Regions from separate parts of the Mus musculus genome. Here all the other regions are linked to region 2. The links are chromatin loops, found by intact Hi-C in ENCODE. Cell type or tissue: gastrocnemius. All regions are shown on one strand. Each heading gives the region's core, and the rest is flanking DNA. Links, peaks and the distances in the headings are about the cores only. Region 1 overlaps Tango6 (transport and golgi organization 6). Region 2 overlaps Chtf8 (CTF8, chromosome transmission fidelity factor 8). Region 3 overlaps Tango6 (transport and golgi organization 6).

The links. Hi-C counts contacts between places; a loop is a spot of excess contacts. Peaks named below come from ENCODE experiments on the same cell type or tissue, not always from the same donor. Only the 100,000 strongest peaks of a DNase experiment are listed, where the experiment ranks them.
Region 1: a loop joins it to region 2, with 7 times the contacts of the local background. A loop is called at or near these places in 27 of 42 quality-filtered maps.
Region 3: a loop joins it to region 2, with 6 times the contacts of the local background. A loop is called at or near these places in 26 of 42 quality-filtered maps.

Annotation. Positions count from the first base shown.
Region 1 is chr8:106,695,159-106,703,048 of GRCm38, reverse strand. Tango6 (transport and golgi organization 6) reads right to left here. Exons shown (of 18, transcript NM_173037.1): 4 at 7,453-7,600; 5 at 6,309-6,445; 6 at 3,931-4,093; 7 at 2,802-2,884. Among named protein-coding and RNA genes, the nearest start is that of Tango6, 16 kb to the right of the region's middle. In gastrocnemius, for the core only: a CTCF peak has its summit at 3,309 (motif pointing left); a DNase peak (open chromatin) is centred at 3,298; H3K27ac peaks cover 766 bases.
Region 2 is chr8:106,884,731-106,892,620 of GRCm38, reverse strand. Chtf8 (CTF8, chromosome transmission fidelity factor 8) reads left to right here. Exons shown (of 4, transcript NM_145412.4): 2 at 5,265-5,320; 3 at 5,584-5,701; 4 at 6,095-7,890. The coding sequence starts at 5,298. The coding sequence ends at 6,319. Derpc (DERPC proline and glycine rich nuclear protein) reads left to right here. Exons shown (of 3, transcript NM_001378379.1): 2 at 5,265-5,320; 3 at 6,095-7,890. The coding sequence starts at 6,316. Among named protein-coding and RNA genes, the nearest start is that of Chtf8, 4.9 kb to the left of the region's middle. RefSeq lists cis regulatory regions at 321-328, 340-346 and an enhancer at 311-357. In gastrocnemius, for the core only: a CTCF peak has its summit at 4,614; DNase peaks (open chromatin) are centred at 4,629 and 6,908; H3K27ac peaks cover 1,611 bases.
Region 3 is chr8:106,684,015-106,691,904 of GRCm38, reverse strand. Tango6 (transport and golgi organization 6) reads right to left here. Exons shown (of 18, transcript NM_173037.1): 2 at 2,613-3,253. Among named protein-coding and RNA genes, the nearest start is that of Tango6, 4.9 kb to the right of the region's middle. In gastrocnemius, for the core only: a CTCF peak has its summit at 4,220 (motif pointing left); a DNase peak (open chromatin) is centred at 4,561.

The sequences.
Region 1 (7,890 bases), core at 1,269-6,268, 190 kb after region 2:
GATGCTAAGATTAAAGGAGTGCACTGCCAGCACCTAGCTATTGTTTATTTTTTGAGATAGGGTCTCAATATGCAGCCTTGCTGTCCTTGGACTCGTTACGTACACCAGTCTACTCTCAAACTCAGACTCTGCCTCCCAAATGCTGGGTCATAGGCATGAACTGTAACATTCAGCCCAGGAGTTTGGAGGTTTTGTTTGGATTTTTTTAACTTTTAAAAAGATTATTTTACGTGTATGCATGTTTTGCTTGCATTTTGTTATCTGTGTACCATGTACACGCCTGGTGCCTGAGGTAACCCAGAGAAGGCACTGGCTTTCCTGGCATTAGAGCAGTCTGACTCCCTGATGCCTTCACCCTTTCATACAGTTCCTATGCTGTGTGACTCCCAAGCATAAAATTATTTTTGTTGCTACTTCATAACTATAATTTTTCCACTGTTATGAAACATAATGTAAGTACCTGTATTTTCCAAGGGTCTTAGGTGACCCTGTGGAAGGGTAGTTCAACCCCAAAGGGACTGTGACTGGTAGGTTGAGATCCACTGAAATAGAGTTACAGATGGTCATGAACCACCATGTGGATGCTGGAAATCAAAGCCACGTCCCTTGGAAGAGCAGGCAGTGCTCTTAACGGCTGAGCCCTCTCTCTGGTCTTGTTTTGTTCTGAGCAATCACTTTTGGAAACTGAAGGTCCCAACAGCATTGTGCTGGCCCCGAGGAGAGGGGGGCAGAGCTCCATGGGGTAAGGCACACAGTGGAACAACAGAGGACATGTGACTGGGAGATCACCAGGGAGGGCACAGCCTATTCTTTCCTAACAACCCTCTCTAAGAGCTAGCCAGGGTTCCATAGAACTCCATCAATACCTTCTGAGAGCGGTGCCTCAGTTTACCCATCTGCCTTTCATTACATTCAAGCTTTCTCTCTCTTTCTCTCTCTCTCTGTGCCTCAGTTTACCCATCTGCCTTTCATTACATTCAAGCTTTCTCTTTCTCTCTCTCTCTCTCTTTCGTGTGTGTGCGTGTGTGAGTGTGTGTGTATATGTGTGAGTGTGTGTGTATATGTCTATGTATATATATATATGTGTGTGTGTGTGTGTGCATGTGTTCCCTCCCTCTCTATCTCTTAAAATAGGGTCCCATGTACCCGGGCTGGCCTCTAACTCACTACACAGCTGAGGATGACTTGGAACTTCTAATCCTCCTGCGTCAGCTTCCCAAATGCCAGGGTATAATCATGTGCCACCACTCACACTTAGGCACAATCTCTTTTTTTTAGGTTTTTCGAGACAGGGTTTCTTTGTGCAGCCCTGGCTGTCCTGGAACTCACTCTGTAAACCAGGCTGGCCTCAAACTCTGAGATCTACCTGCCTCTGCCTCCCAAGTGCTAGGATTAAAGGCGTGTGCCACCACTGCCTGGCTCTAGGCACAATCTCTTAAGGATTCCATAACACCTCCCAAATATTGCCACACTAAAGAGAAAGCTTCCACCACAGGAAACCCTGGGGGATCCTCTCAAACCACAGCCTAACCACAGCACATACGGAAATGTGTACATGAACTGTCCAAAGCAGCACTAGTCATAAAAGCTGAGGAGTGGCTAAGCAAAAATGCAGCCTACTCATACAATCAAGAATTATTCGGTAGTCAGAAAGATCCATGCTATGATATGATATAGAATGGCACTAAAACATACCAAATGAAAAAAGCCAGTCACAAAGATCAGACTGTTCACCATGATTTACAGGCAATGTCTAGAACAGGTGGATCTAGAGGCAGAATACAGGCAAACAGTTCCCTCTCCAGGCCCAGAGGACTGGGAAGTGGTGATGCAGGGATTCAGGAGTGAGAGCTAAGCAGTTCCGGGAGTTTCTCTGAGGCAATGAAATGCTCTAATATTAATGATGGTGACGCGTGTACAAATCTGAGTTTAATGCCATTGACTGCTACTTATATTTCTGAATGTACAAACTGTATGCATATGTCAGTAAAGCTGTTAAAAGAAAAAATGTACTATACATCCAAATGTGTACCAACTAACAAGCAGAAATGTGGTATATCATGCAACAGACGTTAGCAGTAAAAAGGTACAAAAACGAGCAGTATATGGTGGTTACCACAGTCTCAGCTTCCAGTGACAACAGCTTCCTCCTTCCTTTCCGTTTTACAGAAATAAGTGGCTAAATGTTGCCATTCATAAGCTAACCAAACCTCTGTCCACTGATGAAGCATAACATGTTATCTTTTTAAAATAAATAAAATACATAGAGACATAGCAGTAGGGAAGGGAAAGGAGATGGTGACAGCCAGTACTCACTGTGAAGCCCTAGAAGCTAGAACTCACTATAGCAAACAGGCTGGCTTTGGCTTTACAATGATCCTCCTGAGCATAGGGATTACAGGCGTCTACCTCCAGGGCCAGCTAGTCAGACCCACTATCTTCTTTCCTTCTTTAATTATGTGTATTTGTGTGCACACCTGCATATGTGGGTGTGTGCAGGTACAGGTGCCTGAGTAGCCCAGAGGCATGAGATCCCCCGGGACTGGAGGGAGGCAGTTGAGAGGCACCTGATGTGGGTGCTGAGAACGGACCCAGGTCCTCTGTGCTCTCACCCGCTGAGCCATCTAGCCCCTATTCATTCAAATCCTGGAAGTACTGGTTATGAGGCAAAGCTACAGACACAGTTCAGTGGTACAGTGCTTGCCAGCAGAAGGCCTGTGTTCAAAGTCCAGAGCCTCCAAAAACAAAAGGCCGTCAAGTATGAACATTAACTAGCAGCATCAGCGACCTGAATTACTAACCTTAAACACATCTTCAACACACCGACTAAGTTCCTCTTCAGTCACCAAAATAGCTCCTGGCACCATGTCACTCTCTGGAATCTCTTGGAAAATAAATAAAATTAACCCCACTCATTACTTTTCTGAATAGAAGACACTAATAAAGCAAGGTTTTATTAGTAATATAGTGCAGGTAGAACCAGAAGATGAGTGTCACCACTGTATGACATGCCACTTACATGTGATATTCACAGAACCTCTGACGCTACTGATGTTACTCTTGTTCAGGAAAAATGAGTTCTAAGACAGAGCACTTTTGTCTTCAGCGCAAAGCCATTCTGTGCTCTGTTGCTCTATAGCATAACTTTGTCACCAAAATCTAAAATTAGGGCTAGAGATAAGGCTCAGTGGAAAAGAGAACTTGCTGCTTTCGCAGAGAACCAAGGTTGTTCCAACAATCACTTGGTGGCTACCAACCATTCCTAATGCCAATTCCTGGGATCTGATGCCCTCTTCTGGCCTTCTCAGGCACTGCATGCATGTGGTGCACAGACATACATGCAGGCAAAATGCTATGGACTTTCTCTAACTGTTAAAACGACATTGACTCATTTGTATGTGCACCCCTGTGCACCTGCTCACCTGCCTGCCACGAGCCACGTGAGGAGGTCAGAGGACAACCTGCAGAAGTTCCTTCTTGCCTTCTACCAGCTGGGTCCTGGGGACTGAACTCAAGTCCTCAGGCTTGGCAGCAGGCACCTTTCCCACTGAGCTATCTGGCTGGTTCTTTTTGAAATTTGGACGGTTGTTTTTAAAGTTTTTTTTAAAAGACAGAAGCTGGCATCTTTCTTTGAGGATTTATGCTGAAGGATTTAGGAGTGATGTGTCATCACGTCTACAATCAACTCTCAGCGTTCCAGAAAAAACTACATTCATGTGTGCAGAGAGAAGCAAACGGGACCAAAATGGGAACAGTTGGTAACTGGGGAAGTGTGTCCGAGGGACTCAGTGCTCTCCTCTTGGAACTTGGGGGAAGTAGTTTTCCAAGTATAAAGCTAGGAGGGAGAAGGAAAACTGAGGATAGAAAGACCCCAGACTTAATCCTTTAAGTCTGCACGGTAAGGAGGCACACTGCAGCTCGCTCCCTTACCTGCTGTGCTCAAACAGCGCTGCAGAGGTGCTAACATGGGCTGAAGCAAATACTTTGCTGCCAGTTCTGGGCGCTCCCTGGACAGAGTTATGAAGGTGGTAGTGGCCACTCTCTGAAACTGCCGTGCTGTCAATTTATCTTGAAGGTGGAATAAGTCCAGAATCTACAACAAAAAGTAACAGTAAATAAAAGGGGAAACGATAGTTTTTAATTTTTTAAAATGTGTATGAGAACCAAGCAGGGTTACATACTCCTTTAATCCCAGCACTCAGGAGCAGAGGCAGGGGGATCTCTGCAAGTTTGAAGCCAGCCTGGTCTACAGAGTGAGTGCCAGGACAGCCAGAGCTGCACAGAGAAACCCTGTCTCAAAAAAGCAAAATAACAACAGCAACAGAAATAAACGATAAAATATGTATGGGTGTTTCCCATGCATGTGTGTTATGGGTATTTCACATACATGTGTGTCATAGGTGTTTCCCATGCATGTGTTATGGGTGTTTCACATACATGTGTGTCATAGGTTTTTCCCATGCATGTGTGTTATGGGTGTTTCCCATGCATGTGTGTCATGGGTGTTTCCCATGCATGTGTGTCATGGTTGTTTCCCATGCATGTGTGTTATAGGTGTTTCCCATGCATGTGTGCTATGGGCACCATATGCATGCCTTGCCACAGACTCGAGGAAGGAGTGATGGATGCTCTGAGACTGGACTTCCTGAGAGCAAGTCCTTATGTAGGAGCAGGAAATTAAACCTGGGTCCTATAGAAGAGCAACCAGTGTTCTTAACTGCTACGCCTTCTCACCAGCCTCCCAAAGCATTTATTTAAGCCAAAATTATAAAGTCACTGAGAGACTACTGAATACTGAGTTGACAGAACTGTTTTAACAACCAAACATCAAAGGATACAAGCTATTGGTGGTGGTTAATGGTGGCAATTTGCAGTTTTGTTTTTTGCTTTGGGGGACGTAGGCAGCTGGTAGTTTGAGACAGGGTCTTACTGTATAACTCTGCCTGGCCTGAAACTTGTTATGATTACCAGGATCAGAGATTCACATATATGTATACCACTTAAACTCAAAGACCCATCTGTCTCTTCCTCCCAAGTGCTTGGATTATAAGTGTGTGCCAGCATCCCTGGCCAAGATTTATTTTTAGTGTGTGTGTGTGTGTGTGTGTGTGTGTGTGTGTGTGCGTGCATGCCCTTGGGGGCTAGCAGAGAATGTCAGATTCTCTGGAACGAGAGCTACAGGGTTATGTGAGTTGCCTAAGATGGGTGCTGGCAACCAAACTTGAGACCTCTAAAAGAGTAGCAATCACCCTTAAGTCAACCAACCCTCCAGTATAGTTTTTTTTCTTTTTAAATTGTTACCAAGTTAACTTAACTCATTTAACACTTAGCTCATTTTAATTTAAAAATTAAAAACATGGAAAAAAGAGACAACCAGATGAAATTTTGATGAGGCTTTTCCCCCAACAGTACAGTCCAAACTCAAGAGATCTACCTGCCCTGACGTCCTCAACTCTGGGAGTGTGAGTCACTGCCATTCTCAAACCTAACAATCAGGCTGTATTCGTCCACAGGTGTTTATTATTAAGAAGGACGTGGGGCTGGAGAGCTGGCTCAGCAGTCAAGAGCACTGACTGCTCTTGCAGAGGACCAGAGCACCCACACCAGGAAGCTCCCAACTGCCTTGTTCTAGTTTGGTTTCTGTTACAGTGGTAGGCCACTCTGACCAAGAGCACCTTGTGGAAGGAAAGGGTTTATTATAGTTTCCAGGTTATACAGTCCTTCCTCATGGGAAGCCAAGGGAGGAACTGAAACAGAAATCAGGGAGGAAGGAGGAATGCTACTGACTGGCTTGTCAGCTTGCCTTCTTATACAGCTGATGACCACGGGTGGCACTGCCCACAGTGAGCTGGGCCTTCCACAATAATCATTAGTAAGAAAATGCCCCACAGATGCACACAGGCCAGGCTGAGAGAGACAGTTCCTCAGCTGAGGCTTCTTCTTCTCAAGTCACTCTAGTTTGTGTCATGTTGACAACTGACCAGCAAATACCCTTAGCTCCAGGACACAGGATGGTGTGGGCATATACATGCACGTGCACGCAGGAGGAAGTGGCAGGACTGGTGTTTGGCCCCACCAGGCACAGCGCCTTCCACTAGTAACCCCAGCACTAGGGACGCTACAGCAGGAGCATCACTCCCAATCTGGGCTGTAGTGCATCAAATTCTGAGCCAGTCTTAGCCTACGGCTGCCCACTAAATAGTGAAATGAAAAACTACACTGCTTGTGCTTCAGTCTCGGAGCATTCGCTGCCCTGTGTGTGAATGAGCAGACACACTTGATGGATCAGCAGTAACAAGATGACTTACCTGCGGGCAGATGTCCTTGTAGTAGCTCTCTGGGGAAAGGGACTGCTGGGGACAAGAGGCCAGGATCTTTGCAATCAAGTCACACTTCCTCCAGTCGGCAGCTGTGGCCTCAGCATCGCTCCCACCAGCCGCGCCCGCTGTCACATGGAAAGAGACATCAAAGGCTCACAACAGTCCTCACAAAAGTGCTAAGTGATGGAGTGGCCTTAAAATTTGGAATAAGAAATGTTTCTTTTTCTCTGCTAGAAACACTATTTTTTATATTTTATTTATTCTATTTTAATTTCATAAATATATAAGATGTTGTTTTATCAAAGTCCTCCCCATACCCTCTCTTAATCTCTTCTACCTCCCACCAAAAAAATTTCCCCCGAAAAAAAAATAAAACTCTGAGCTGGGTGTGGTGGTGCATGCCTCCAATCCCAGTGCTTGGGAAGCTGTCTCTAAAGGGGGAAAAAAGCCAGGTGTGGTGAGACATGTCACAAAACTAAGACCAGCCTGGTCTACATAAAGAGTTCCATCTAGGGTTACATAGAGAAAAGAAGGATTCATTGCTAGTAGCCCTAAGAAGCATTTTTTTTTAAGTTTAGGCAGAAGGAAATATGAACTGAAGTTCATTTTTCACAGATTTATTTATTTTCTATCATTTGTATAATTGTTTAGCTTGCATGATGTACATGCACCGATAAGGCTAGACGATCCTCTGGAACTGGAGTTACAGACGGTTTGAACCCCCACCATGAGGGTGTTGGGAACTGAACCCAGGTTCTGGACAAGAACAGCCAGTGCTTTTAACCACTAAGCCATCTCTTCTGATCCTTTTCCTTGTTCCATGTTGTTTTGTTTTGAGACTGTTTCTCATTAGTAGAATGTAGCCCAGTTTAACCTCTAACTCTCAAGAGCCCTGAGTTGGGAGATCAGAGCATGTGCCAACACAGCTGACTTGGAAACATCGTATTCTTAGAGCAGCCGCCATCTGCATGCCTTTGAGAATGCAGGGCCTCAGAGATGCCAGGTAAGAGGGCTAGGCTGAGCTCTACCGCCAGCTTTCAGTGAAATTTCAAGGCAAAGGGCAGCAATTTACCTCTGACTCTAACCCAAAGGGAAACCGATACCAAAGTAACAGAAACATGTTACTTCTTACCACCTGCTCCTTCCAGAATGCCCCGCACTACTGCCTGAACGCCGTTGGGTCTCATCAACCTCTCAGAGAGCAGCTGCCCACATAGACGGCGGAGCCATGCTGGGGCCTGGGCCCGACACCTTAGCTGTGTCTTCACATCTGTACAGGGCTGATAATCAAAGGGGAAAGGATAAACTGAGCATCAATGCAACATACGGTTTGAAGACACTGTTTTTCATTTTTGTGCTGGAGATGTAGCTCAGTGGTACATCATGTATTTAATATGTGCAAGGACCATGTTTGATCTCACACATACACCACACACTCCACACAGAGGGGGCAGGTACATGTGCAATGTTCCCCCTACTCTCTCCTTTAAGTGTTGGTAAGTGAACCCAGGGCCTTGTGAGTTCTAGGCAAGCCCCCCACCACTGAGCCACAGTCTTACTCACAAAAGAT
Region 2 (7,890 bases), core at 1,929-6,928:
AGGAAGTTGGAGAAACGGGCAAGAGGGAGTTAGAAAAAATCTTGTCTAGTTGAAGGAGGGGGGAGGGGAGCTCAAGGGTGGAGGAGATAGAAGAAATGGAAGACTCCAGCAAGGAGGGGGACCTCCCCCACAACTGCCGCGCGGCCAGAAAGGGTTGGGAGGAGGAGGTTGTGAGGGCAGGAAGAGGAGGGAAGGTTGAGATGGGGTGGCAGAGTAGCAGAAGATGGAGAAAACCGGAGTAACTCAAATCAACCGAAGCCATCTTTTCTACCCATTGTCTACAAATAACAGTAATTGATTCCCTCCAGTGGAGGAATCCTGCCACGTGATGGGAACGTACCACGTGGATGCATAGTCTCTAAACACGTTTTGAAAACATTCTTCACTAATGAAAAGTTCGGAAGCATTCAGTTCTACCTTCCCTCCACAGCCCCTTTTTGGAGGGGAGCAAGTGTCTCATTTAAAGTAGTTTAGACTTAGTAACAACTCTATTAAGAGACAAGTTCTCCTTAGAAAACTGGGTCAAACATCCCCTTCAGTCACACAACCACCATGACACTGGTAATAAAAATGATTTGTATTCAGTCATATATAAAACTCACAAGGTTGGTTGTTTGCTAGAAAGGCACATAGAGAAATAGTTGTCATATTTAGAGAAATGACTTTCCAGAGTTTAAGCCCTGAAGCATCTCAGTAAACCCTGCCTAAAGCCTTTGAATTGTTCTCCAGTTGTATAAAGTTGACTTTGATGACCTACTGTTTTTATAGCCTATTTTGTCCATTGTAAACATTCACAGTAGTTACCAATTTGGTGGTAGTGATGTTCTACTTGACATATTCTAGGAAACAGCTAACTTTTTTTACTATGAAATGGTTAAGCCACTTTATCCTAATTTTTTAAAGAAAAATTTTAAAGTATAGTTTTGAAGAATTAGAACATATTCCCTTTAAAACAGACAAAATTCAAAAATACAGGTAGAGATAGTGTCTATCTTGTTCACTGGTTTAATCTTTAGCAGACCACACAAAGTGTTTAGATACATTGTAATGGATTTTTTTTCCTTTGAGACCAGGTTTCTCTGTATATCCCTGGCAGTCCTGGAATTCAGTCTGTAGACCAGGCTAATAAAATGGACATTTATAAAACATGATTTAGTCATAGAAGATTTTGTGTCATTAGATTTAAATCATTGAATCACAGTCCTTTGTTTTTCTGTTTGTATGGTTGGGTACATACCATACTTACACCACATTTTATTTTGGGAAGTTACCATTATGAGGGTCACTGATCAGGCTGTTCTCTAAGACATTAGTAATCCTTTAATATGTAATGATTTAGAGAGCAGAGGATGAGAATTGGGTTTGGTCAGAGATTAAAGTGAACCCACGGCAAAAAAGTCCTCAGTCTTCATGACTTCTTTTTTTCCTTGATGAGGGGTAGAGAGAGGGTTTAGGGTATAATTTTGAATCTTGAAGGTGGCATTGAATTTGACTTTTAAAGCCTAAACATGGATAAGGTAATAGTTTATCAGCTACTTTGATGTATCAGCTTGGATTTTAGCTGCTTTCATTGCAAGGGACAAGGCTTCTTTCAGATTTGCAGGAGAATGAGGGCAATTGCAAGGTAGATGGATCTCAGAAGTTGTGTATGAGGAGGGCTGGTGTGCAGACCACACAGTGGAATGGCTAAAGTCACATCCTGCTTTACTGGTTATTAATTAGCTATGCGACCAATTGCTTAGCCTTCAGCTTTTCTAAGCCTTGTTACCTGAAAGGGAGTTTGATAACCATGCCTAACTTGAGCTGGTTGTCAGGATGGGATGAGATAATCCAGTAAGCAGTCCAAAGAGTATGGAGATGAAATCTTTTGGTATTGGTAACACTGTGCTGCTTTCTAATCAAGGCAAATCTTAGTCCTAGAAACTGGTCGATTCTTAGTGTTAGCATGAAGTGAGACTGAAGACTCAGAAATTGATGCCACACAGAATTTTCATTGTAACATTTTTGTTATTTGTTACTATTACCAGAATTTGGCTTCTTAAACAGCATTGGAAATTCACACAAGTGCTTCAGATATTGGAATCTTTGCATTGATTTAGCAGATGAATAGCCCGAAAACTGAGAAATCTTGACATTTGATACTAGCAGCCTAATATTATGTTTAAATTTTTTTTCTACTTGGAAACATGTTCTCAGATTGTAGGTGTTCTGCTTGTACGAGGCTTCACCTCTTTTTAAGTTTCCCTCACACCCACCTTTGTTGTTGGAGACAGGGTCTTCCTGAGTTGTCCTGCCTCAGCCTGAAGGGCAGGGATTACAGATGCATAGCACCACACCTGGCTTTTGAGACCCTTTGAATAAAATGTATGCTAATTGGGACACGTGGTCATACTCCTGTTACCTCTGTCGGTTGTGCTCTCAAATCAATATGTAAGCTAGCCCCATGGACAGTTTTCTGGTGACCTCAAGGAGCAAGAACAGGAGTAATAGATGCTACAGGAAATCTCAAGCCCTGAGATACACACACACACACACACACACACACACACACACACACACACACAGAGAGATCACATAGGTATAATCATATGGATATACAGGTGTCTCTAAGCTAGACTGACACATTTCCTTTTATATCCGTGTAAGTCACCTAATTTGATTTAGCATAAAACATTTTACAGGGTTGATGGGGTACAGCAACAGAATGGCCAGGCTGTAAGCCACACAGTTACTGTTTCCAAGGCATTGCTAGGTGTTTGCCAGGATCAATAGAAATAACTCAGGCAAGGCTTCCTGCAGCTGTATATAAAGATGTATGTTTTCAGTTGAACCTGCATGGGTAGGTTTGCAAGTGCTACCCCAAATCAGAGGTCAGGTGTCTGCTTTTCTTAGTTCATTGTGAATTCTTATTCTGATAGTCTGTCCAGGAAGCAGAGAATTCACTGAGAAAATTTGGCAGCCATACTGTCTATTTCCTGTGGATAAAAAGCACAGGAAAATTGAAATTTTCAGGAAGCGTATTTTGGTATGTGTGTGTAGCATATGTGCATGTGTAGAGGTCAGTAAGTATCAGTCTTGTCTTCTGCCTGAGACACAAAGTCTTGGTTCCACTGCAACCCTTCAGGCTTTGGAGTTTTCCTTTGCCTCCTGTCTCAGAAAGCCACTGCGGTTGCAGATGCTAGTGCTGTATGTTTAGTGTCTTCATGGGCACTGGAGAGTGGAGCTCAGGTGTTCATACTCGCATGTCTGAGCCATCTTCCTGGATCCAGGACGTAGAGTATTATCTTCTTCCCCATGTTTAGAATATGATGTTCACAGATGTGAATTCTTTATTGCTTTTTTTAGGCCACTTTTTTTTTGCAGCTTACACATCATACACAGTATCAGTCAACAAAAGCTTATTTGAAAGAACTTGGTCTGTGCAGCCTTGGCCTTTTACAATCTTTATGAATTATAATCAAAGTTAGACTGTCAAATGCTGAATTGCTTACTTCCCAATCTAAAATATTAGCTATTCTCAATAGGAGTCTAAAGTCTTGCATGAGTTATATTTAGTCATCACACTAGTGAGTCATCATCTAGGTGTCAGCGACCTAGTCATTTAGTGACCTGAGCGTGATCATACAGTAGCTTTCCACCTTACAAGCTGGAACCGGAACTCAGCCTTTTGAATTTGGATTGATTCACTTTGGAGATGCTCTGGCAGCAGGACTCAGTGCTTTTGATCCAGTGTATGAGATTAAAACAGAGGGATTGGAAATTCAAAGATGGACCTGGTCTCAAAAGTTAAGTTCTGCAAAGGGTCTTATAAGCACAAAGATCTTTGCCTTTTCTCGGTAGGGCCACAGCCTCTTTGGGTACAGAGACTCACTAGCTCACAGATCTAGTGTTGGTGCCCTTGTGCTGATGTGAACAGCACTTACACATGTTCCTGGCTGCACGCTCTCCTGATTCCTCTTCATTCTTGCTGATACCTGGTTCTGTCCTTTAGGAAGGGAAAATTAAGTAGTGACTTTTAAGTAACTAGATGGGCTAGTTTCTTGTCTTTGCTCTCTATACTCTAGTTGAGTGTGTACCACATATGAATACATGATTTTTATTTGTATATGACCCAGTAGCCTCAAATGCAAAATAGGAATAAATGGTTATCATTAGAGTTGCTGTGTTGGTTGAGATACCATGTACACATGTGCATAGCATGTAGTCCATAGTAAACATTTAAAATATGTTAACTGCTGACCCAGTGTGTTTGGTGCTCTGGAAAGAGGTTCTGTCATGATATAAGCCTACTGGAGGTCCAAAGCGACAAGAACCAGTAAAGAAACCCCTCAAATGGCAGCTGCCCCTTGTCGACCTAGCTCTCTAGAAGCTGAGGTTAAGAATATGCTATACCAAGCCCCAGGCCAGAAAAAAAATCCTGATTAATATTTTTTCTGCGTTTTGAGTACAATTATAAAATCTGTTGGCTTTTTGTACCATGACTGGTAACACTATATATTGTCTCATTCAAGAGACAACCAAACACTGTAGCTTTGATTCCCCAATTCAATCTCTGTTAATGGCAGGTACAAGGGAAAATGAAGCCAGCTAGCAGCAGGCTTTTAGGGTGCTCCAAATTGCCACCTGGTGGCGCTGTTGTATAATGTGAAGATACAGGAACTCCCTCCCTCAGCTAAGTGAAAGGTAGTCTGTAGCTGAGTTACATTAGAAATCAGCTTACTACTAGGCACGTGGCACAATCCTTTAAACACACAACTGGGGAGGCAGATGGATCTCTATGAGTCAAGGTTAGTCTGGTCTACACAGTTTCAGGATCACCAGAGTTACATAGTGAAAGAAACCCTGTCTCAAAAAAAAAAAAAAAAATTGCCTTACCATTTGTTGTAATACACCTGAGTGGATCACCAGTCCAATGATTGTCATTAACAACTGTAATCTATATGTTCAGAAACAGCAAGAAAGCCTAACCCTTTTGACATTGCTAGAGCAATAGAGTAACATGTTTAAAAGCACTTAGAATTCTAAGTTCCTGCCACACATTGGGCTGGAAGTGTAAAACTCAGTTGGCAGAATGCTGACCTAGCATTTGTGAGACTGGCAGGAGAATCCGAAGTTAAAGGTCAGCCTCAGCCATAGGGAGTTCAAGGGTAGCGTGCACTAGAGACCTGTCTGAAAGTGGGGAAAGTGCCTATCATACAATTAAGTGATAAATATAATTATTTATAATTATTGCTATCCTAAAAGGTTTTTTTCCCCCCCTCTAGTTTTTCAGTTGCATTTTTAAAGAAGGAAGGCTCATGGTGCAAATTGTTATTTCCAGGTGAGTACATTTTAAGATTTTACTTAGCTTGAGTGTTAAGGGCTATACTGGTTTTACATTCTTCTGAAGGAATTAGGGTCCTCAGGTACATCTTCTATACATTCTTGCATTACAATCTATATTTCAGTTCTCAGTACTGCCCAGTTTCCCGAGAACTTGTATTCAACAGAGTTCCTTTGGGCTTCTAATGGTGGTGTAGGTGTAGGACACTACTCATCCTTCACCGCTCAAAAATATTGTAACCGCCAGCCCTTTACTTTCAGTACGGGGGCTGAAGGCCTGGCAGAATGGGTGCTGATGGAGCTACAGGGGGAGATCGAGGCTCGCTACAGCACCGGATTAGCTGGAAACCTCCTGGGAGACCTACATTACACCACTGAGGTGAGGGGGCTTTTCTTTCCCTGCCTTATGCCTCAGTAAAGCAAGCTCCACCAAGGTGGTGCTCCCAGGACCCAGCGTGAGGACTGTCCTCGGGTTTGTTGCTCCAGGTTAGCCAGTCTGTAGAGCTAGCTGCTTGCTGTCCCCACCTTCTGGAGTAGCAGAGGAATGGAGCCGTTGGGAATCTGCTAGAGTCCTAAAAGTAGAAATGCTGTTTACGTGGGGCTGCAAAGAATGAAAGGGCACAAGGGTGGATTGCCAATGTGGTTTTTTAACAGTGATAGAGCCAGACCAGGGGCTGGAGGTGCCAGCATTGCTGCAAGAGCAGCTTTAAAAGGCCCCTGAAAGGAACGGCCTTGCCCTCAACCTTAGGCATCTCCTTCTGTTCTGCCAAAGGGAATCCCTGTGCTGATCGTGGGCCATCATATCCTGTATGGGAAAACCATCCACCTGGAGAAACCTTTTGCAGTCCTTGTCAAACACACTCCTGGGAAGCAGGACTGTGATGAGCCCGGTCGAGGGACTGGCACCCAGTACTTGGTGACAGCACTCATCAAAAACAAGATCCTTTTCAAAACTCGCCCCAAGCCTATTATCACCAACGTCCCCAAGAAAGTATGAAAGAACCCCGGATTTTCCCTAGAGAGCGACCAACTCCTTGGACTCGTGCTCCATTGCCACCTCGAGGACGGCTGGACGGAGGGCCTGTTATGAACGCAGGCCACCCAATGGGTGTGAACTCAGATCCTTTCCTTATGGCAGCAGGTTCTCTTGGTGGAAACCTGGCTCCATTTCCAAGGAATGCAGCTCCTTTTCAGAATCCATCAGGCTCTTTGGCGTCAAACCCAGCACACTTTGCTGCTGGTGCTCGCGACCCAGGCATGACTTCTTTCCCAAGAGGGATGAATCCCACTGGCACAGGTGCAGTTTCCTTCCCAAGGCCAGGAGGCCTGTTGGGACCAGGACCAGGACCAGGTTTAAACCCTAGAACAGGGGCTCTTCCAGGCCCAGGGCCTATGTCTAACCCCAGATTAGGAGGGCTTCCTGGACCTGGTCCTATGGCCAACCCAAGGGCAGGCGGACTTCTGGGAGCAAGTCCTGACCCTAGAAGTGGTGGCCCCATGGTCCCTGGATGTGGACCCAACATGAGGGCAGGTGTTTTGTCCTCTGGGACTGGTCCTCCCAATCCTAGGCCAGTTGGCCTGGGTCCTGGACCAAGTCCAAATCTGAGATCAAGCTTTTTAGGTACAAACCCGGCCCCTAGGTCGGGTATGTTTCCAGGCCCAGGCCTGGGTCCCAACCCACGAGCATGTGGCTTAGGACCAGGTCTTGGGCCCAACCCAAGAGCTGGTGGCCTAGGCCCAGGCCCAAATCTGGACAACAGAGCAGGTGGCCTCTTAGGTACAGGATCTGGTCTTAACTTAAGAATGGCTGGACCTCAAGGCTTAGATCTTGCCCCCATCCTGAGGGCAGCAGGTCTTTTAGGGACAAATTCAGTTTCTTTTTCCCAGGCTTCTGGAAACATGGGCACAAACCCGCCCACCATGACAAGAGTACCTGGCCCCATAGGTCCAAACACAGGTCCTAGCTCTCGAGGACTTGGCCTTCCAGGGCCAAATCCCTCTCCCATGTCAAGGGCTCCTGGCCCCATGGGTCCTAATTCAGCTCATTTCTCAAGACCAGGTGGCCCCATGGGGGTAAATGCTGGAGTCTTTCCAAGGGGGACAGGATCAGGAGGACTGAACCCAAATGCCTTCTCTCAGTCTTCTGGCACATTGGCCTCAAATCCAGGCACCTTTCAGAGGTCTGCTGGCCTCCAGGGCTCAAATCAAGCAGTTTTCCCAAGAGCCTCTGGGCCACTAGGCCCCAACCCAGCTAACTTTCCAAGGGCCACTGGCCTGCAGGGTCCAAGTCCAGCTGCCTTCCCAAGGTCTGCTGGTCCATTAGGCCCAGGTCAAGTTGCTTTCCCCAGGTCAGCTGCGGGGCACCTGGGCTCTTCTCCAGCAGGCCCTGTGGGTATCAACCCAGCTCCTTTTGCAAGACCAACGGGGACCCTGGGCCTTAACCCAGCTTCCTTTCCAAGGATGAATGGCCCTGTAGGTAAGACTTTGGTCCCATTTCCTAGGGTAGGCAGCCTCCCTGGCTCAAATCCAGCTGCTTTCCCCAGGCCAGGGGGTCCAATGGCTGCAATG
Region 3 (7,890 bases), core at 1,186-6,185, 200 kb after region 2:
ATATTTATGTGGGCTCTGGGGATTAAACTCAGGTCACCAGGGGTGCATGGTAAACATCTTTACCCACTGAGCCATCACCTACCTACCATCACTCCCATATTTTGACTTTTCATCTCTTGCTCTGATGATGGTTTTTTATTTTTTATTGTTTGTTTGTTTGTTTTTTCATGAATTCAGAACTTGACTCTCAAAGAGGATGCAAGTTACTTTGGGTACTCTTTTCCTTTTCCTTTTCCTTTTCCTTTTTTCTTTTGGTTTTTCGAGACAGGGTTTCTCTGTGCAGCCCTGGCTGTCCTGGCACTCACTCTGTAGACCAGAGTGCGCCTTTAATCCAGCACTTGGGAGGCAGAGGCAGGAGGATTTCTGAGTTCGAGGCCAGCCTGGTCTACAGAGTGAGTTCCAGGACAGCCAGGGCTACACAGAGAAACCCTGTCAAAAAGAAGAAGAAAAAGAAGAAGAAGGAGAAGAAGAAGGAGGAGGAGGAGGAGGGAGAAGAGGAGGAGGAAGAAGAGGAAGAGGAGGAGGAAGAAGAGGAGGAGGAGGAGGGTTATTTTAAGGAACACAAAGGAGTAAGAACAAGGGTGGGCAGTGAACAGGGAGGAGTGAGCCAGGGCTGATGACTCCTGACCCATTTATATTTTAATAGCAGCTTCTCTGGCTACCTTCTGAGCCTGGCCCACAAATTAGAGACACAATGGAGTCTCATTTATAAATCTTAACTCCTCAATTACTGTGTGAGCTTGAGTTATATGAAGAGCAAGAATATGTCTATTCTGGTTTGCTTTCTGTTACTGGGACAAAACACTGACCAAAAACAAGTTGAGGAGAAAGGGGTTTATTTGGCTTACACTTCCAGGTCACAGTCCATTATTGAGGGAGGGCAGGGCAGGAGAGCTAAAGCAGATACCACAGAGGACTGTGTTTACCACAGAGGACTGTGTTTACCACAGAGGAGGACTGTGTTTACCACAGAGGTCTCTGCTCGCTAGCTTTTGTATACTGCCTGGGACCACCTGCCCAAGGATGGTACAACCCACAGTGGGTGGGGCGGGCCCTCCCACATCAACTGTTAATGAAGACAATCCCTCACCCACAGATGTCACCAGGGGCCAAGCTTACCTGGGCAATCCTTGAGTTGAGACATCCTTAAATGACAGTGGGCTGCTTCAAGTTGTCAGCTGTAGCTAACTAGGACAATGTCTCACGCTCCTGTATCCTCCACACAAATTCTGTGCTCCAGATACCAACTGCTACTCAGCTGCGCACTGACTGAGTGACAGCAAGGAATAGGCTCGTTCCTCCAGTACCCCCCATCCAAGTATTAACCAGGCGCAACCTTGCTTAGCCTCCAACTAGCACATAAGATCCAGTGCATTCAGGTGGTATGAGCGCAGACACCCCCTCCCCAACATCCAATACAATAAGCAGGGACTGAGCTGCTCACCCTTTATCATTGACCACCTGAGAAAGAAGGCACGACTCTAATAGTTTTCTGAATTAGCACTAGGGGGAACTGGTTTAGGTACTTAAAGCACTTCATCATTATCCTGTCCACCATCTTCTAAGGCTTATATTATTATATTCACTTTATAAAGGACTGGAGAGATAACTATAAAGAGCTCTTGCTGCTCTTCTCTAGAGAGCCTAAATTTGGTTTCCAGCACCCATACCCAGTAACCTATAATTCCAGTTCCTAAAGGATCCAAGGCCATCTGCACACATAGGCATATACACTCACAGAGTCACATCATACACATAAATTAAAAAATAAGTTAAATAAAAACGGAAACAAGTCGGGTGGTGCACACCTTTGATCCCAGAACTTGGGAGGCAGAGACAGGCGGATCTCTATGAGTTCAAGACCAGCCTGGTCTATAGATTGAGTTCCAGGATAACCACAGCTACACAGAGAAACCCTGTCTCGATAAAACAAAACAAAACCAAACGAGGGGGCAGGGAGAATAGAAGTTCCAAGAAACAGCCTAAAATAGCTGTCCCACAGAATGATACAGACGGATGAAACAGTTACATGACAGCTCTCAAAGTGTGCAGAAGGCTAGCCCCCAAAGAATGGAGCCTCCATACCCCTTCTCCCAAAAGACTACAGGTTACAACTCTGGGTGTGCTTGGCATTAGACAGAAATTCTCTCTCTCTTTTTTTTTTTTTTTTTGGTTTTTTGAGACAGGGTTTCTCTGTATAGCCCTGGCTGTCCTGGAACTCACTTTGTAGACCAGGCTGGCCTCGAACTCAGAGATCCACCTGCCTCTGCCTCCCGAGTGCTGGGATTAAAGGCGTGTGCCACCACGCCCAGCTAGACAGAAATTCTATATCTTTCAATTAGCTCATTTCTTTTTTTTAAGATTTATTTATTTATTTTATGCATATGAGTACACTGTAGCTGTGCAGATGGTCATGAGCCACCATGTGATTGCTGAGATTTGAACTCAGGACCTCTGGAAGAGCAGTCAGTGCTCTTAACCGCTGAGCCATCTCACCAGCCCTCAATCAGCTCATTTCTAAAGAATAAGAAATGCCTTTCGAAACCTGACACAAAAATACACCCCAGCATTCATATTCCCCCCACCCACCCCCACCCACGCCGTACATTTACCTCTTCCACAGGTCCTGGTGGTTTTCTTTTGGTTGGGCAGAATCCCAGCTGGCACAGACCTGCTGCAATATCCCCAAAATGGCGGCAAAAAATCAAGCTCCCCAGAGATGCATGCTGCGCCAGGTCGAGAAGGACCCTGCAGCAGATGTACAGTCTCCGGGTGGCATGGGGGGCAGCCTCCAGACGTACAACATCCTGAACAACAGCTCCAAACTCAGTCCTGTCTCTCAGAGGGACTCCCACGCCAGGAATGAGGTAGGGGCAGACGCCCAAGGTGACTACAAACTGCAGAACAGACTGGAAGGTCTTCTGTTGGGAGACGCTGAGTGTATCTGGACTGAGGGCAGGGGCGGCTTCTGGAGTCCTGGGGTTAGGTTTGCCAGGATTGAAATCAGCTACGAGGCGGGCCAGGACTTCCTTCAGACACAGCAGCAGCAACAAGGTTTGAGAGGTGAAACTCCAAGTGATATCCTCGGAGCTCTGCGGCCATTCAGCCTTATCAGCAAGTTCATCTCTTAGGGCTTTGAGTTTCTTCCACTGAGCATCCTTCAGAAACTTGGCCTCCAACGCAGACAGGTTAGATTTTAGAGTCTGCAGCAGGACATCGTGCTTTGTGTTCTGTAGTGAACTTGAGCCTGATCCTTTTGAAGGGAGAGGGGGGGAAAAACAAGCAAAGAAAACAAATGATACTTTCTTCTGTGTGGAGCATACTGCCCACTCCAGCCAGTGAAGAAGGGAAAAACTGGAGGTGCTAACTATAAGCCTGTTAGGCAGATCAAATATTCTCTTTGTGGGGGAGTCATTCGTGAGGTGCTGAGGATCGAATCCAGGGCCTGGCACATGCTAGGTAACAGTTCTGCCACTGAACACTGCTTCTAACCCAAGCCTTAAGACACACAGCTATAGCTGGCAAGGTGGGTCAGCGGGAGAAAACAAACTGAGCTCCTTCCACAGAAGCCACGTGGCGGAGAACGACTCCTGCAAATTGTCTTCTGACCTCACACGCATGTGGTGGTGGCATGTATGTGCCCATGCCAACATGACCATACACCCGCACACAGTAGTAATGAAATAAAAAATTTCAATCTAATTTACCCAAACTGTACACCAGGAAGACTGACCTAATGTAAGCCATAGATTTGGGTTAATGACCATGTGTGAACATTCTTCACCACATTAAAACATATTACTAATAACAGACCTGGGATTCAGGTGGGTAATGAAGCAGGCATATGGAAATTTTCTCAATTTCCTCTTTCTCTCTAAACCACAAGATGTAATCAAGTGTATCAGAGCATTTGGAAAGCAGAGGCAGGGAGATGATGAGTGTCAGGCCATCCTGGGGTAGTTTAAAAACAGCAACAAAACACACACACACACACACACACACACACACACACACGACTCTACACGACTCCCTGTGATTTTATCCCATTTCAACAAAACACACACACACACACACACACACACACACACACACACACACACACACGACTCTACACGACTCCCTGTGATTTTATCCCATTTCCGTGGCCAAACAGACAGTGATTAAAGCAAGAGCTTAGTGCAGTGCTGGAGACCTGTGATACTGCAGTCTTCACTGCCCTCTACTGGCCATATGATGAAATAAAATACCTCAAAATGTTCGCTTCTTTTTTTCCTTCCCTTTTTTTGGGGAGGGGTTTGTTTGGTTGATGGGGGTTGGGGTGTTTGTTTTTGTTTTGGTGGGTTCTTTGGTTTTTTGTTTTTGTTTATTTTGGTTTTTGTTTGTTTGTTTGTTTGTTTGTTTGTTTGTTTTGAGACAGGGTTTCTCTGTGTAGCCCTGGCTGCCCTGGAACTGCTCTGAGCACCAGACTGGCCTTGAACTCACAGAGATCCACCCCCATCTACCACCAGAGTGCTGAAATTAAAGGCATGGGCCACCTGGCTTGGCTCCTCTTTTTCTTCAGCAGCAAACCCCACATCCGTCCCCCCAGCACCAGCTTAGCTTTGAAACACGGTCTTGCTGTTTCAAGTCCAGACTGGTCTCTGCTTCCTGAGTGCTGGGATTAGAGGCACCATGTCTGGTGAGTTCTGAGAATTTTGATTTCGGTTATGTTATATGAATATATTTTTTTGTTTAATCCCTGGTGTGGGATATGGGACTGCTTCAGTTTGTCTACAGCCGTTAATTGTGACTGTCTCAATGCTCTAGGAGGGGGCATGATCTTTGTCAGCTGCAGATGGTTTAGTTCTGGGGATTCTGGAGAAAGTATAAATACCAGAGCCCCAGGACTGGTGGGAGGTGAAGAAGAAGGTGGCTGCTGCTCCCCTCCCCCACCCTCACTTTTCCTAGATACTGTTGCAGTTTGACAGAAATTAGAGATATGACACTGAAGACCGGACTTGCCCAAGGAACCCAACAGCCCTAACCAGCAGGAAGCAGCCTATAAAGGTTTACACCCCTCCCCTCTAACCTCCTCGCTCTCCTACCTGCTGGTAGAGGGATTAGACCACAATAAAACAATAAATACGCCAACACTGAAGCTAAAGTAGCAGTTCTCAAAATGTGGCATGAAGGACCCATGTCAAGAAGTCTGCAAGGAGAAAACAATTCCCCAATAACCGCGCTAGTTTGCACCGACTGCTTTGACAAACACCAAGACCAAAAGCAGCTTGGGGAGGACAGGGTTTCTCTGGCTTACGGCATCTAGGGATGCTGTGGCAGGACCTGAAGCAGAGACCACGAGAAATGCTGCTTCCTGGCTTGTGACCCATGGCTGCTTCCCTTCCTTTTTATACAACCCTGGACCACCTGCCCAGGCACTGCCCACAGTGTGTTGGGCGTTCCCACATCAATCATAAAGAAGAAAATGCACCGCTGACTCGACTACAGGCCAATCTGATGGAGGCATTTTCTCAACTGAGAGTCCCTCTTAGCGAATGACCCTAGGTCGTGTCAAGTTGACAGATAAATAGACTGACTGACTGACTGACTGACTGACTGACTAGTACAGTAACTGTGAGCCAGGGCTGGGGATGTACACAGGTACATATGTCAGTTTGATCTGCAGCATCACACACAAAAAAGAGATTAAACATATATTAAACATATAAAGCAATGCCGCACTTTACCAGTTATTTCTCCTTTAAAATGTTACTACAGGAAGTCATAGTGGTGACATCTGTTAACGCAGCACTCAGGACAATGAGGCACAAAGACTGCTGCAAGGCCAGCCTAGTCTCCACAGTAAATTCTAGACTAGCTTTAGCTAAAGAGTAAGACCCTGACCCAAACCCGGGGATAGAGGGGGTCTACCCTCACCAAAAAAGATCCAGATGACCAGTACAGGCACTCAAACTTGAGAACTTGGGAGGTAGAGGCAAGCAAATCCCCAAAATCTGAGGCTAGCCTGTTCTATAAAGCAGGTGTCAAGGGCACAGAGCTACACCCTATCCCAAACACACACACACACACACACACACACACACACACACACACACACACACTGCAGGAGTAAACTAAACCTGATACAGCATATGCAAGCACAGACCTGGTGTTTGATCCCCAACACCAAAACAAAAGAACGAAACAGCCAGCTTGGTGGTGCACACCTGTAACCCCGTTACGCAGGAGACTGACACCTGTAACCGAGTTACTCAGGAGACTGAGGCAGTTATTGCCATTAGTTTGAGTCCAGCCTGCACTACACAGAGAGTTCCAGGGCAGCCTGGGCTATAACATGAAACGTTCTCTTTAAAAAGTCATACCAAAAAAAAAAAAGAAAAATGAAAAGAAAAAAGACAGAAAAGAACAAAAAAGCCACATCCAGATCCATGCAGTACACAATAGTCTACATACACAACATAGAATAATTTAGGGGGCTGGAGAGATGGCTCAGCAGCAGAGAGCACTTAGCGCCCTCTCACAGAACCAGAATCTAGTTCCCAGCGCCCACATAAAAGGGTTCACAACCTCATATAACTCCATTTCCAAAGGATTTAGTGCCCTCTTCTGGTCTCCATGGGCACCCACACGCATACACATAAATAAATATAGCATAAACCTTCTTTAAAAACGAAGAATTTTAGCATACTATTTTTTTTCCCCTTCCAAACAAGAGTGTTTGGAAACAGTGGTGTGGATGTAGTTCAGCTGGTAGACTAATTGCCCAGCAGGCAAGATGCCCTCGGTTTGATGCCCCAGTACTACATAAACCAGTGTGACACTGCAGGCCTGTAATCCCAGCATTCAGGTGACTGAGGTAAAAGAATCAGAAATTTAAGTTCATTATATGGTACAGAAATTCAAGATTACCCTTCATTATGTGGGGTACATGAGACCCTATCTCAAAACTGGGGGAAAAAACAAATCAAAACTAAACCAACCCAATAGCTACGACTGCCAAATGCTGAACAAGGGATCTCTCCATTAGTAAGTTAAAAGACAGAAGGTACAAGCTCAGTTCCCAGTACCCATGTCAGATGCCTCAACTGCCCATAACTCCAGCTCCAGGGAGATCTGACACTTCTGGTTTCTCTGGATAACTTCACTCACACATACATACCCACACATACATATTATTAAAAAAATAAAATAATCTTTTTTTCTTTTTCCTTTTAATGTGGAAGCCGGAAGGATGGTTCATTGGGCAAGACCACTTTCTGCACTGGGGTTTGGGTCTTAGCACCCATGTGATACAACTGCCTGTAACTCCAGTTCCAGATAAACTGACACCCTCTTTTGGCCTCTGTGGGCTACTGCATGCACACAGCATACATACACTCACAGAAATAGGCATTCAAACATAAATAAATAAAATACGTATCCTGCCGTTGACTCTTAATTGGGGCAAGAGAGTATATTTTGCAAGCTTTTAGTGAAGGAACTGAGGTTTGTCACGAACTTGATTTACTTTGGGCAATTTCCAATGTACATGTATGTTCCTCTGCAAAAATTAATGCCTATTAATACTTAGGAGACTGCTGTGAGGACTAAATGATCTACAAGTAAATGGACTATAGGGACTGGCGCTTAGTAGGCAATCATCTACTACTAATTGCTTTTCACGTCCCACTAAGTACTCTGTAATGTTTGCAGCTGTAGTTTGGGGGTCGACATTTAAGACCGAGAGTGTTCACCTTGTAATCACACACGTTGCCTTTACCTTGATAATTCTACACGCACCCAGACATGCTGTGCTTATAATTAGGATCCTATTTTCTTACACCCTTCTACGTTTCCAGATGCCATCAGAAGTTCTATTCTGAATAATCTGCCTTAGTCTGACAAGGAGAT